Regions from separate parts of the Homo sapiens genome. Here all the other regions are linked to region 3. Evidence: chromatin contacts called from ENCODE Hi-C or POLR2A ChIA-PET data. All regions are on one chromosome and are shown on one strand. Each heading gives the region's core, a stretch centred on a gene start or an enhancer-like site at or near the end of the contact. The rest is flanking DNA. Distances are from core to core; before and after follow the strand shown.

The links. A loop is a pair of places that touch in the nucleus more often than their neighbours do. ChIA-PET counts read pairs that join two places held with the same protein, here RNA polymerase II (POLR2A). Pooled maps may share reads with other maps.
Region 1: a map with no recorded cell type shows a loop between it and region 3 (7-fold over the local background). The contact joins two enhancer-like sites. A Hi-C loop is called at or near these places in 7 of 37 single-sample maps with no recorded cell type and 4 of 50 pooled maps. POLR2A ChIA-PET finds 5 or more read pairs at or near these places in 1 of 52 experiments (Caco-2).
Region 2: a loop to region 3 is called in a map with no recorded cell type, with 4 times the contacts of the local background. The contact joins two enhancer-like sites. A Hi-C loop is called at or near these places in 2 of 168 maps with a recorded cell type or tissue (GM12878 and OCI-LY7), 34 of 37 single-sample maps with no recorded cell type and 8 of 50 pooled maps. POLR2A ChIA-PET finds 5 or more read pairs at or near these places in 2 of 52 experiments (GM12878 and OCI-LY7).

What each region holds. Positions count from the first base shown.
Region 1 is chr7:90,736,087-90,740,420 of GRCh38, reverse strand. The region is part of intron 3 of CDK14 (cyclin dependent kinase 14); the gene reads right to left. Among named protein-coding and RNA genes, the nearest start is that of CDK14, 140 kb to the right of the region's middle. RefSeq lists an enhancer at 2,786-3,075. Within about 2 kb of position 2,965, at least 4 of the 41 ENCODE cell types and tissues checked have a DNase peak (open chromatin) inside an H3K27ac peak, as active enhancers do.
Region 2 is chr7:90,713,560-90,718,129 of GRCh38, reverse strand. All of the region lies in intron 2 of CDK14 (cyclin dependent kinase 14), which reads right to left. Among named protein-coding and RNA genes, the nearest start is that of CDK14, 120 kb to the right of the region's middle. Within about 2 kb of position 2,846, at least 2 of the 41 ENCODE cell types and tissues checked have a DNase peak (open chromatin) inside an H3K27ac peak, as active enhancers do; they include GM12878 and OCI-LY7, where a contact is called at or near this core.
Region 3 is chr7:90,930,553-90,935,176 of GRCh38, reverse strand. All of the region lies in intron 8 of CDK14 (cyclin dependent kinase 14), which reads right to left. Among named protein-coding and RNA genes, the nearest start is that of FZD1, 330 kb to the left of the region's middle. Within about 2 kb of position 2,421, at least 3 of the 41 ENCODE cell types and tissues checked have a DNase peak (open chromatin) inside an H3K27ac peak, as active enhancers do; they include GM12878 and OCI-LY7, where a contact is called at or near this core.

The sequences.
Region 1 (4,334 bases), core at 1,716-4,215, 200 kb after region 3:
TCTTTAAAAACCTTACCTTCAAACACGGTTACATTCTGAGGTACTGGGGGCTGGGACTTCAACATATGAATTTTAAGGGAACACCATTCAGCCCATAACACACACACACACTCTTTCTCTTTCTTTCTTTCTCTCTCTCTCTCTCTCTCTATATATATATATATATACACACACACATACATACACATATATATGTATATGTATATGAAGGACAAAGATATTTCAAAAATTAATATAGAAAGAAACGGAGGAGAAGAAGGGAGGAGAGGGTGTAAGTTTTTTTTTTTAGGAATTTAACTTGGTTCCACGTAATTTAAACTATGATTACAATGATGAGCTCTTTAGGCATTACATTCACTTAGGACCACCTATTTCTTTCTTCAAGAAATTTGTAAGATACAAACCATGTGTTGAGTTAAATCAAGTAAAATTTAATGGAAAATTACATTCAAAGTCGCCTGACTAGTCCTGTGTGGGTTATGTTCTCATGCATTTTTCATCACCAGGAAACAGCTTGTGAATGTCACACTTTACCATCACCCTCCTGAGCCCAAGTTTTAAATAGAAATTTAAAAACCTATATTAAACTTCAGTATAAAATGATCTTCAATGGGGAAAATATTGTGTTCACAGTTCCACTCTAAATTATTTAAAATCAGAATGAGAGGTCTGTGTGTTTGCTTTTGTGCTCCTTTAAGAATGAATGCAATCTAAGTTAAAGAAAAACACAGCAGCGGAAAATTACCTTTTTATTCTTATTAGGAGATAAACTGCTAATGACTACTTAGAGTAAGTATAAGACACAGTCACCACTTGGCAAGAGAACAGGAAGCCAAAATTTTCTCTTTCTGGAAAGGCACAAATAATTTTCTAAAAACGATATATTCACTCTACATAGATAGTTTTGTATAAAAGAGTTAATGTAGTTATTTTTAAGACATAGACCATATTAAACTTACTACTTGAAAAAACTGAACTGAGGAAATTAGAAAAACAAAAAAAATTTTAATAAAAACAATCTCCATTCATTCACAAGAAAGATTTAGTAAAGGAAGATGCCAATGGTACAAAGTAGTCTATCTAACTAACTGGGTTTGGATGCATTAACTGCTACGGTTGTATTCTATATTCTGTTAACACTACAATGGCAGAAAATTAATACTTTGCCACATTTTGTGGTAAAAAAATCAATATTATCTGCCCTGTGAAACTGACAGGTAGACATTGTGGAAATACACTGTAACTTACAAATCAATCATGCTGACTCCATAGGAAGAATCAAAGGCATGTAATTCTCTCTAAAACTTTTCCTAGTCTACAAAACAACAGTCCTATGGAATAGGATGCATCTAAGAGACAGTCTCCGCTTTGAGAGTTAGATTCTTATAAAGTGAGTCTCCTATTTTAAGTATGCAGAAATGGTCTGATCTGTAATTACTGTACACATAAATAAAGAATCCAAATGCCAAATATTTAAAGAGGTCAATAATAAAATTCTTCCCATCAAATAAGTAAAAAAAAAAGAATAATTCAGAAGGAGAGATTTTTGTTTATAATTAAAGTGGAGTCCTTTGTCTTTTTTTCCTTGCAACTTTATTAAATCATCACATTTAAATAAAGATACTGGATCAAACCAAGGTGTAGTCAACCTTAAACATTATCTTTGGCTTTTTGATGTCAGGTGTGTGGATGGATGAGAAACAGCTTTATGGGACAACTATTCTCTGCTTATCGCTTCCCTACTTAGAGTGTAGGCTTGAGATACCACTTTAGAGACGTGGAAATACAGAGGGCTAATCAGCAATTTCTAACAGACACTAACTGCATAGAGATGTGAAATTTAATGAGATGATGTTAACACTTTTTTAAAAAACTGAATAAAAGTATAGAGAACCGTCAATTATCTGGGCCAGCGGAGGGGAACACTGACATGGATAATGAAAAGTGCACATAATGTTCCAGCTGAACAATGTTTGTCACCCTGCCATAGAGGTGTTCTTAACCCTTGACAGCTCTAGTTCATTGTCTGTGTAATAATAATAACAACTAGCTAATATCAAGTAATTATGTATCAGACCTTAAGCTAATCATTTTATATGTATTACATAAACTTAATCTCTATAATACCACCATGAGGTTGGTTCTATTACTATCCCCATTTGAACATGAATAATTTATAGACTGGAAAAATAAAGTAACTCATCTAAAATCCTATAGTTACTGGCAGAACTAGAATTCAAGCCAAGATTATCAGAATTGAGAATTATTTTCTTTGTTACTATTACACTGGTGGAATATTCACACAGAGTCCTAACCCTCACCCACATAGAGGAAATATTAAACATGCTTCGGTCTATCTTCTATTGAAACCCCACTCACAGAAGCAAGGATGGGTGTCTGAACTGCAATTTTTATAAACTTCATGAGTATACTTCAGTGTTCACTGTAATGATACCCTGATATCCAGTAAGAATGTCCATAGCTTCATACTGACTTCATTGAAAACTGATTTTAACCCTCACACATAACCCCTTGCTTAAGATTGTTGAGTACCCCCTGAATTGAGGAAAACCACAATGGAGAATCACTTCTCCAGCACATTATACTGTAATTGTGAGAGTGGGTATGAGGGTGAGAGAGGAAGGATTCAATCAGAACCACGTGACTCCATTAAATAAGGATTTAAAGTCAAACCTGACTGGGCTAATTTTTATTTTGCCTTTGATCTCCAGAACAAGCTTTATCACCCAGCATTGATAGCCCTATTACAGCCACACTAAGGTAATGCATCATTGATAGGTAACTTGGTTATAAAATAGATCTAGGTGCTGTGCAGAGGTATGGATCCAAACACCACACATGGTAACAACCTGTCAAGGGGGCTTGGTTCTAATCTGGGAATTTTCCACTCCCCAGAAGAGGAAGTAACGCCAAGATGACACACCAACCACACCTTAAGAACAAGTATCTAAAAACAGAAGTGAAACTCTCATTTGCAGGTTTGCACCCTCCTCCCACATCTCCCAGATTAGGCCTGCCTATCATGGGATATAGATTTTTATGGTGATGAAAAGAGGTAAATTTGGAGCAATTTGTGGAATGTAGAGAGGACCTTAACCTAAATATGAGTTTCTGAAAATATGCCCTCTTTAAGATCAGCTTATGACAGCATAACTCAATGAAATCCCTTCTAAATTGGTCCAGCAAGACAGGAAATCTCCTGTAGTACTCCCAAGAACTGCAGCTACTGAGGAGCACAGCTGGGTTAGAGGAGGTGGCAGGAATAGGGGAGGGAAGGTTTGTCACATCAGTGACGGTATTAAACACCACACAGGAACTAGTCCTAGGAAAAGTGGGCACTCAATATACATCTGAAACAAATTTAAAAACCTCTTAAACACCCTCTTAAAATATACCACTATAAATAAAACCTCATTCTTTATATTTTGCGTGAATTTTAAAGTGCCACTATCTGAAGAAAAAAACCAATCAGCCAGTTACATTAGCATGATGGCCACTGAGGTCAAGGCATTCTTGGTTCCTTGATTTCAGTCAAGGCTCCTAATATATAATGGCCTGTATGTGAAGAGCATATAGATGTATACGGCTGGGAAGGCATGATATTTTAAAATAGTTTCTACCACAGTATTTCCAAAAAACAATGCTTTCCTCATTAAAACAGTGGCTGCAATGCCACACTTCTATCACATTTTCCTTCCTTTTCAGCTCTACTCTTGGAGCCTATAAAAGATAACTAATATTTTAAAAGAAATAATGATAAAATAAAAGTATGACATAAATCATGGTGACCCTTAAGGAAACAGGGTCTTCCTTTGATGCTTATCAGTCATTGTTACATCCTCTAAGCATTGTTAAAAATAACACCCGTGTCTATAAGGCTCCCTTGTTTTCCCATGCTTCCCATGGGAATTAACTGATCAAATCTTTACACTGCTGCAGGGGATGTAAAATGGCGTTATGCAAAAAGTGTTAATGTTTCCATTTTCTGCCCAATTCAGAATCCAGTGGAAATTAACCTTTCTACCAAAAAAAAAAAAAAAAAAAAAAAACAAAAACATAATAAAGTACCCCTTCTTATCACAACAGGGGAGAGAACAAAAAGGCAGCAGACAGGATTTGCTGGCAAGATGGCCAAATAGGAACAGCTCCCATCTGCAGCTCCCAGCGAGATCAACACGGAAGGCAGGTGATTTCTACACTTCCAACTGAGGTACCCGGTTCATCTCACTGGGACTGGTTGGACAGTTGGTGCAGCCCACGGAGGGCTAAAGCTGGGTAGGGCATCGCCTTGCCCAGGAAGCGCAAGGGGTAAA
Region 2 (4,570 bases), core at 1,597-4,096, 220 kb after region 3:
GGTTCTGTGTACTAAATGCTAGTCCTGCCCTTATATCATTGTCACTGTCACAACCAAAAATGCCCTCACTACCAACTACATCATTTTTAGATTGTATTTTATAATTTGTTACTGAAATATATGTTATTATATATTCTTATATAAGCTACTGTAGAATTTGTTTTCAAGTGTTTGGTTTATTTTGGTGGGGTGGGGGGAGCTCCGTCTTTGCTGAGCACTGTTTCTCACGTGTTTGTATTTCCATGACCAGAGTGTAAACACCTTGAGCACACAAACCATATCTTCTATTTCTTTAGTGTTCCCAAAGCACAAAAGACCGGGCATGAAATAGTTCTGTTAATATTTACTCAATGATGGATTGTTTTACTAATTATAAGCTTTCCCCTTTAACTAAAAATAGGCCACTAAAAAAATTAGTCCTGAGAAACTACATTAAAAACAAGGTACCTTCTGAGTTGAGATATTTTCCAGTCATGAAAACACTTCACCAGATGTTTCCATTCATCAGAATTCAATGTCTAACATTGCGATTTAGTTTTAAAATGCTTATTTTTCTACTACATGGTTTCTTTGGCATCTGACCCAATTTCACTTAAATCCTGAATTCCTCAGCTAGTGGACACTGCTGAATGGAGGACTCTTGAGGACACCACATTCCTTTATGCTGCTTCAGTGACCTTTACGCTGCTTCAGTGACTGTAGTTTTGTTACATCCCTTACTGGACTTCAATGCTTGCCATCAATAGGCTTGATAACTGTTTTGCTAATTCTATTATGGAATATTAGGTAGTCTTTCCAGAAGCTTAAGCTTTGGTATATGTTGTTAAAATAATTTTATTTAGTCACTTTCTCTTCTGTGATAATTACACATTTCAGATGAGATACAGTTTTGTTTATAGGCTCATATAGGTAGATGCCTATACTTCCTGACTTCTATACTTCTTCATTTTGATGCCTATACTTCTTCATTTTGTCCAAATCATAATGATAAATTTAACGTAAGGTTTTAATGAGCACTCATAGCAAGGGTAGAATTACTAACAACCAGCCCTATTGTTAGTTGTCTGTATAAGTTTTTCAGAATGTAGTTAGCATTGTGACCAGAATTTCATCTGGAAAAGTTAACCCCTTGCTGCTTGCAGACTGGCAGCACGGGAATCACTGGGATCTCAGACCCACTGCAGTTCTACCAAGTCAGAATCTGAATTTTAACAAGATCCCTGGGTGATTTGTGTGCACCTTGAAATTTGAGACATGGTGCACTAAACCATGTAATGATATATTCTGCTGTTATGGTCCAATAAGAGATTGTGATTGTAGAGAGGGCAAATTTAGAGGGAAAATTTGTTTCAGTCTCTGTGTACAATGAGTGATAAAAATTTTACTACTCCTTCGGTAACATATTTTACTCAAACTTATCTCAAAAGTTCACGGTAGTTATCAGATAACTCAATATATTTTCAGCTCTGAAATAAAATGTGCAATAATATACATCCAATATGTTTATGAATTTAAACAACCATGGAATTGGAATGAGTGATGAGTAGAGAAGAAAGAATATACATGGGTTATAGCAGCATATATGACATTACTTCCTGCATAGAAATTTATAGATGTATGTGTCTCTAATATAGGAACATTGTTTTGCTGCTAGCCATCATATCTATAAAAACAATTACTACAAAATTATCCTAAGTAGAATTGAATTCAGAATCTTGCTTTGCTTACTACTTACTAGGGTTTATTTGGTAGCTTTGGAGGAAAAACTTAGAAGGAAGTCACCTCAGGATCTAGAAAAGAAATTTGAAAAGGAACTTAAATTTGTGAAGAGTACCATGTATCCTAAAACAGGTCCTCCTTTGGTGTGGGTGTGAGGGGAGTCTTTGGCCCAAATGGCATAACTGAACATTTCCCACTCCAGTTAAATCCTACTCTGATTATGTGAAAAGCCAGATGAGATGTCTTTCAGACACTGTTTCCACTAAAAACATTAAATATCCCAAAAAGGTCAACAAGAGAAAGAAGAAGGTATGTACATTTTCTGACTTCCAGTTGACATCCACAATTATATGCTGGTTAAAATGCCATCATGGAAAAAAGACAGAGTCAGGAGTGCAGAATTCATATCATACGACCAAATGGTACGTGTTAAGAGGTGAAATATTAAAATTGATATCTATATTCCCCCCACCCCTCAACAAAACATTTATAGCCAAAGGGCTCAGAAATGGGACACAAGAGATGAGAAGCTCCAAGCAGAGCAAGCGGGTGACTTTGTTTTGAGATTCTACAAAACACAGCGTTTTCCAATCTACAAAATTCCCATAGCTGCACTGGGGAAATGGAATACCTATTCTCTACAAAATAGAAAAATCAAGCTACACAGTGGCTCACACTGCATGGCTAATTAGTTTCTTCATCAAGACACTATTCCCTTAAAACTCTTACTCTAGAAAAAAAAAAAAAAAAAAAGGTCTATTCCTGCAAATAAAAACTTTTTCTCCCTCTCCCACAGGATTTACAGGTTTAAATATAGCTTTTCTTTTTTAGGTTTTGCCTTGGGTTCTACCTGAAAAGGGGAAAACAGAGTGTATTTCCAAAGGACTCCACAACATATAGCAGTATGAACTAAGCTGGCGAAGGGGACTGACTGTTAACTACTCTGATTTAAAAACTAAAAATGTCTACCATGTCAGAAGCACTAACCACTAATAAACACAAGAGGCTGATCTCAGATTCATAGACTTGAAATCAATAATATGGTCCAGGACGCTTTCTACCTATACACACATATGCTTAATGTTTGAGGGGTATTTTTAAACATCACAGGGACTGCAGAAGCTCACTTGTCTCAAAGGCCGTGCAAAAGACAGTCTCAAGTGCCTTCTGAATTCTGTTTGTTTTCACTTTTGAGTTTCACTAAACCACCCCTGGCTTCTTTGTACTAAACCAGGCCAGTTCTTCCTTCATGTCTACACCTTTCAAATATCTGTAGCTCACTATTCTGTCCCTCATGTAAAATACAGCATCCAGAAGGTGCAATAACATTAAAACATGAAAACTGAAGAGAAAACACTACTGGAGATATGACTGATCCTTTAGGATCTGAATTCTTTCCCCCAGTAACCATATGAACAGCGTTTAAAAATAAAGATTATAAATATTTTTAAATTCCTTCCCTAAAGGAGAAATAAAATTGTGTACTATCTTCTTACTCCGAAACAGATGGCTATATAAATACAACATACATCTCCAAATCTACAATAGCCATCTTTTTAATAAAATATAAATGTATTATTAGTGCTTGGATAATAATTTAGTGGTTGATGTCAAGAATGATGTTATAAAGTTTAAAAGTTTAATGTTTTTCTTCTTATAAAATAAATCTAGATGCAAACTCCATCAAAGTGTTCAGGAAAATATAGGGCATCACTCAATATAGAATTGACTTTTGAAGCTCTTAACATTTTCAGAGAATCATATATGGGTCACTAACCACACAGAGCTTATGAAGAGGAACACTGGGAACAATGAACCTTTGAGGAGAAAATGGAAGTATCTTTCAATGTTGCTTTAACAATTGATTCATCTATTATAAAGAGCCAAAATTTCAGCAATAATAAATTTGACAGTAACCCATTAATAACACTCCTAACTGATTTCATGAAGACCAGTTCTGTAAACCTTTCCTGTAGCTGAGAAAAGTCAATACCAAATCCTGCCTGAGAGATGCAAGGTGAATAGAGCACAGCAGTGGGATACACACATCCTGCTGTTTGTCTGTCACCGGAAAACAAACCCCAGTGCTTCCAGAAGCGTTTCACTGTCAACTTTGTATTTTTAGCAAGATTTCATTTACCTGAGGAATAAGCTGCTGGGGCAAATGTGTTATCAACTGGGCCGAAAAGTAAGTCTAAAGAACATTTACCCTTCCAAAGTCTGCCAGATGATAAACAGGATATTGGAGCTTTCTGTTACATCCTCCTTTTATCCACTCAGACTCAATAACACTAAGAAATAATTACATATGCTCTATAGTCAAACTACAGAAGGATCTTGGGCAAGATATAATGCAGCTGATAGAAAAGAGATGGAAATCAAGGATTTCTAGATGAGATGACAATGATGATGATGGCTAACTTGTTGAGCTCTTATTACATAAATTACTATAAAAATGCTTTAAAAATAGCTTCCCAATTAATCTCTACAACAACCTCATAAGAAAGGTGACTAGTATTATCTCAATTTTGCAGATGGTTACATTGAGGCACACATGAATTAAGTAACATGTCCAAGGCCACACAGAAAATAAACACAGGAGATGGGATTGATTACAGGACTCTGAATACAAAGCACAAGCTCTTGACCACTGTATTGTCTTTCGTACATGTCCCCTGGGACTTACATCATGAGAGAAGTAAACAAAAAACAACTTTATCTGCAATTCTCTCCATTTCTCTCCATTCTCTCTTATCTCTCCTGATGAAAAAAAAAAAAAAAAAGTACTTCCAAAGCTGTGCAAAATAACTGCTCACTGGTTTAAGGTTTTCTGGCCCATCTTCCCTCTCTC
Region 3 (4,624 bases), core at 1,172-3,671:
TCTTGGGAGTGGGTTCCATATAAAAAAGTGAGTTTGGGCCTCTTTTGTCTCTCTTTCTTGCCCACTCTTGTCCTTCTACCTGCTGCCCTTGGATGACACAGCAAGAAGGCCTTCACCAGAGGCTGGCCTCTTGCTCTTGGACATGTCAGCTTCCAGGGGATTGAGGAAATAAATTTCTATTCCTTATAAATTACCTAGTCTGTACTATCCTGTGATAGCATTACAAAATAAACAAGACAATACATGAAGACAATAAAATCTCCATTCCATATAAGGCTGGCAGTCCGAATAATTCTATATTTGTTGAATTTCTTCAATTTTTCATGAGCCAAGCAGTTTAGTTTGAAGTTAGCAAAAGTATTTTTAAAGAAACAACCACAAATTTGGTGTATGTATCTATACATCTACATCTGTATCTGGTAGGGAATGGAATAACTTACCTAAAATAATAGTTTTTAAGGAACATTTAAAAACATTAAAACCATAACTTAAAGCTAAAATAGATCACTGAATTCATTCTTAGTTTTTTAATTTACAGAAAACACAACTGTCCATTTAAGTGACTTGTCCAAAATAAAAAAACTAACTGGTGACAAAGTTAGAAGAAATACTGGACTTCCAATTCCTTGATACCATGCTTTTAAAACTAAAGTTCACTGCAAAAGGAGCCTGCCTTTTTGCTGCCATCTCTGCTCAAGGGAAGGACTTCCAGAAAAGACACAGGTTCCTAGATTTTCATCCCCAGTTGTTGCTGTGAGCCTTGGCTATCACTCTCCTTCTATCCCAGAGGACTGGTAAATGGGACCAGGACTTATTCACTCAGGCTGGCCTCCTTTGATCTGCCAACTGGCCCTGTACATGGCAAACTGTACATTGCTGGCACCTGGCTCAGGGCTCTGCCATAGTCCCAGGGGCATATCTGGGCAGGGACTGGTCCTGGCCTAAGTCCCGCCTGACTGGCAGCAGGTTCCAGCTGATAGGAGGCCAGAGAAACACATGCTGAAACCCTCTTGTGCCACTGCTCTCACGCCCCAAGGCCTCCTGGGCACTGACCGCCTTTCCAGGGGCACATGATGAAGGTTGGAGCTTGGAGACTGCAACTGGAGTGAGAGCATGTGCTGGATGGAAACAAGTCTGCCTAGCACAGCCTGCAGGCTAAATAAGAATAAAGCGAGTGGAGCGTCAGATCAGCAGCTGCTTCAGAGCCATTTTGGAAAGAGGCTGGGAATAAATAAATAATAAAAAATATAATCAAATAATTGCCATCTGTTACTGTTGCTACCACCTTGTTGACAATCTACTCTCCAGCTTTGCTGTCCACATGAACATCAACATTTCTGCTCATGGCTACACAGCAAAAGCTCTGTCTTCTGGAATGTTACTAGTGGAGGATTATGAAATATTACCATAACATAAACCTTACCTACCTTTACTTATACTGAGCCCTGTCTCTGTCCTTGTCTTAAAACTTCATGAAATCCTATTTGGACCTTGAAAATAATTCTTTAGGTCTTTCTCTCTAAATCTCCCAAGCAAAAAGTGCAGTGTCCTTTTCTGGTCTGCCATTCTATATAAAGAAGTTACTTGTCATACAATATAGTTAGTGATATAAATTGTCTATTTTCTCAGTGAGCTGTTTGAAAACAATCTACAGCCCTCTGTTTACATAACTTCTCGAACTGTTATATAGAAAAGGAGACTATGTGAAGATTTGAAAAGATACTACAGGCAAAGTGCTTACCCTAGTGTTTCACATGAGCAACAACCAATAAGGCTTCCTTATCATCACCTGTACTATCATTAATCATCATCATTATCAATACCGTTTATAAATCTTTACACCCTAAGGTAGCTGCTGACATGCACTACATGCTAACAATTTTTTTTTTTTTTTTTTGAGACAGGGTTTCACTCTGTCACCTGGGCTGGCATGCAGTGGCAAGATCATGGCTCACTGCAGTCTCGACCTCCTGGGCTCAGGCAATCCTGGCTAATTTTTTGTAGAGTTGGGGTTTCACCATGTTTCCCAGGCTGGTCTTGAACTCTTGAGCTCAAGGGATCTGCCTGCCTTAGTCGCCCAAAGTGCTGGGATTACAGACATGAGCCATCATGCCCAGCCAACTGTTATTCCTTATGGAAAACCATATCACATAGTTTAATCACCACGACATAATTGGACAGTACTTTTGATACCAACAATGGTTGGCAAACGCTAAGGTGGTTCCCATGACTCCCTTGCCTATTCATATTCACTTTGTTGTGGAATATTCTTCCTTTGAGTGTCTGTGAGAGGCTCGCAGTCCAAGAGACTCAAAAAACAGAATGTTGCCAACAGCCATGTGAGCTCAGAAGTAGATCCTTTCCCAGTGGAGCATTCAGATGAAACAAGAGAAGGCCTAGCTGACTGTGCAGACTGAAGGGACACCTGGAGGCAGAGGCACCCAGCTAGGCCATACTCAGACTCTTACCACACAGAAACTGAGACAATAAACCAGTGCTATTTTAAGCAGCTTATTTTGCGGTAATTTTTTACACAGCAACAGACAGCTAATATACCAACATTTCCCCAACTTATGTTCCACAGAGTCCAAAATTTGTTCTTAATCTAGTAAATCTGGGAGATGTAATGGCAGATTTAATTTTAACAGCAGAAGACCAAGAGCTTTTAATCATTAGCTAATGAACATTGAGATTCTACTGGCTGGGGGGAGATGGGAGAGATGCACATATGCAGCTCACCCCAAACAGATTTGATCAAGGACATTTTTCCTAATTTTAACAATTATTTTGTTAATTGGACCATAATTTTATTTTTCTTTTCTTTGTTTTTATGAAATAGGGACATAGTCTCACTATGCTGGCCAGGCTGGTCTCCAACTTCTGGGCTCAAGCAATCTGCCCGTGTCAGCCTCCCAAAGTGCTAGGATTACAGGCATGAGCCACTGCTCCCAGCCGCAGACCACAGTTTCAGAAATGACTTTTCAGATTCACAGAAGCTTTAGGAGACACAGAAATCCAAAGCCAGCTGTGAATGCCTCAGACAGGAGGCAGAACATGTGCAAAAGTGGACAACAGCCATCCCACGAATTGAGGGAAATTATCCAACTCTTCCTAAAAATATCCAAATTTGCTGTTATCCAACAAACTATATTTTGTGAAAAGTTTTGTTGCTTCCCTAATTTTTCCGTCTTGTAAATTGTCAACAAAAATATATAATGCTCAACATATTTTGTAAGAAAAAAAAACGTATTCATGTGTTTGAATCAACAGACTAGCTTCAATCTAAGATAAGTCAAAGCAGTAAAAACTTGTTTTAGAATAAACTTTGTTGTGGGGGGACCTCTAAGACCCAAAACAATAAAACTTCTCACCAAAACACACACACACACACACACAAAATCCAAAGATGAAAGTTTCATTTGAAATATTTCTCTAGTCCCTCCTGATCTTTTATTTCTCTAAACCAACCAAGCATGGTATTTTTATGAACAAATTCTGCAATTGCGTTTCTCAAGAAAATAATTTACAGCTATGAAGAAGACAAAACAGTAGTTTTCCTCTCTTATCCCTTCCTTCCCCCATCACATCAGCCATACACATCACCTCTCACCAGCAATGACAGGGACTGTCAGGAGGCTGGAGGCAGAAGGACAGAGCAGCTTGCAGAGGAAAGGAAATGGAGTAGAGTCCAATGAGCACCTTGTTTGACATCACATCCATCACTTTAAAAGGTGTTGAGTTCTGTTTTTGTTTTTTAATGTCTTCCTGCTTTCCAGAAACTTTACTTCTTTGGCAATGAAAGGGCCAACTTGCACATTCTAGAATGTTTTACTGCCTTCAACATTTGTGCTTTCAATTTACAGATAGCCCTTTAGAACTGGTGGGTAAAAGTGCTATGTTTAATCTGGCACTCAGTGATTCAAAGGCAATTTCAAATTTGCATCAAAATTTCTCAACTTAGGTGCATTTCAAAGTAAAGTGATACTATGTCTGAATTTTAATAGCACTAATTCCAGTTACTAGTCTAAATTTTATTATTGAGGGAGATCAAGGAGCTCATTTATAGCTATTCTTTGATACAGTGCTAGATAGCAAAACTTACTTATCTGTAATATACCTATTTAAAAAATCACTGATCATAATAAAAATCAGAACTACTTGAAAGCTCTTCATGTTGTTATTTAAAAGATGTACAAGAAGTCATATGATATGATCTTATAAGATTATTTCAAATGAATTACCTTCAAGTCTGAAGACTCAACAGAAATGCCCATGTTAAAATATTGGTCATTCTAATGCCTAAATAAAGCTAATATTACAAGCACAAATCAATGCTCTCACATTAAAGAGGGGGTAATGAGACCTGCACTCTCTACTCCACAGGATTATAAGGATAAAACAAAGTAAGAGCTATGAAGCACTTCATAAACTGTAATAGGCTCTTACTATTATTAGAAATGACTGAAGTTTGAGTCCATTTTGCTTCCTAAAAGCAATCTAATGTCAAGTGCTGCAGATCAAACATTTCTATGATTCAAAAACCAGAATGCTTACAAATGTTGAATTCAGTGTTCAAAAATAAGAATGCCCTCAGACACTGAAGTCTACACCTTGAGCTTGACCA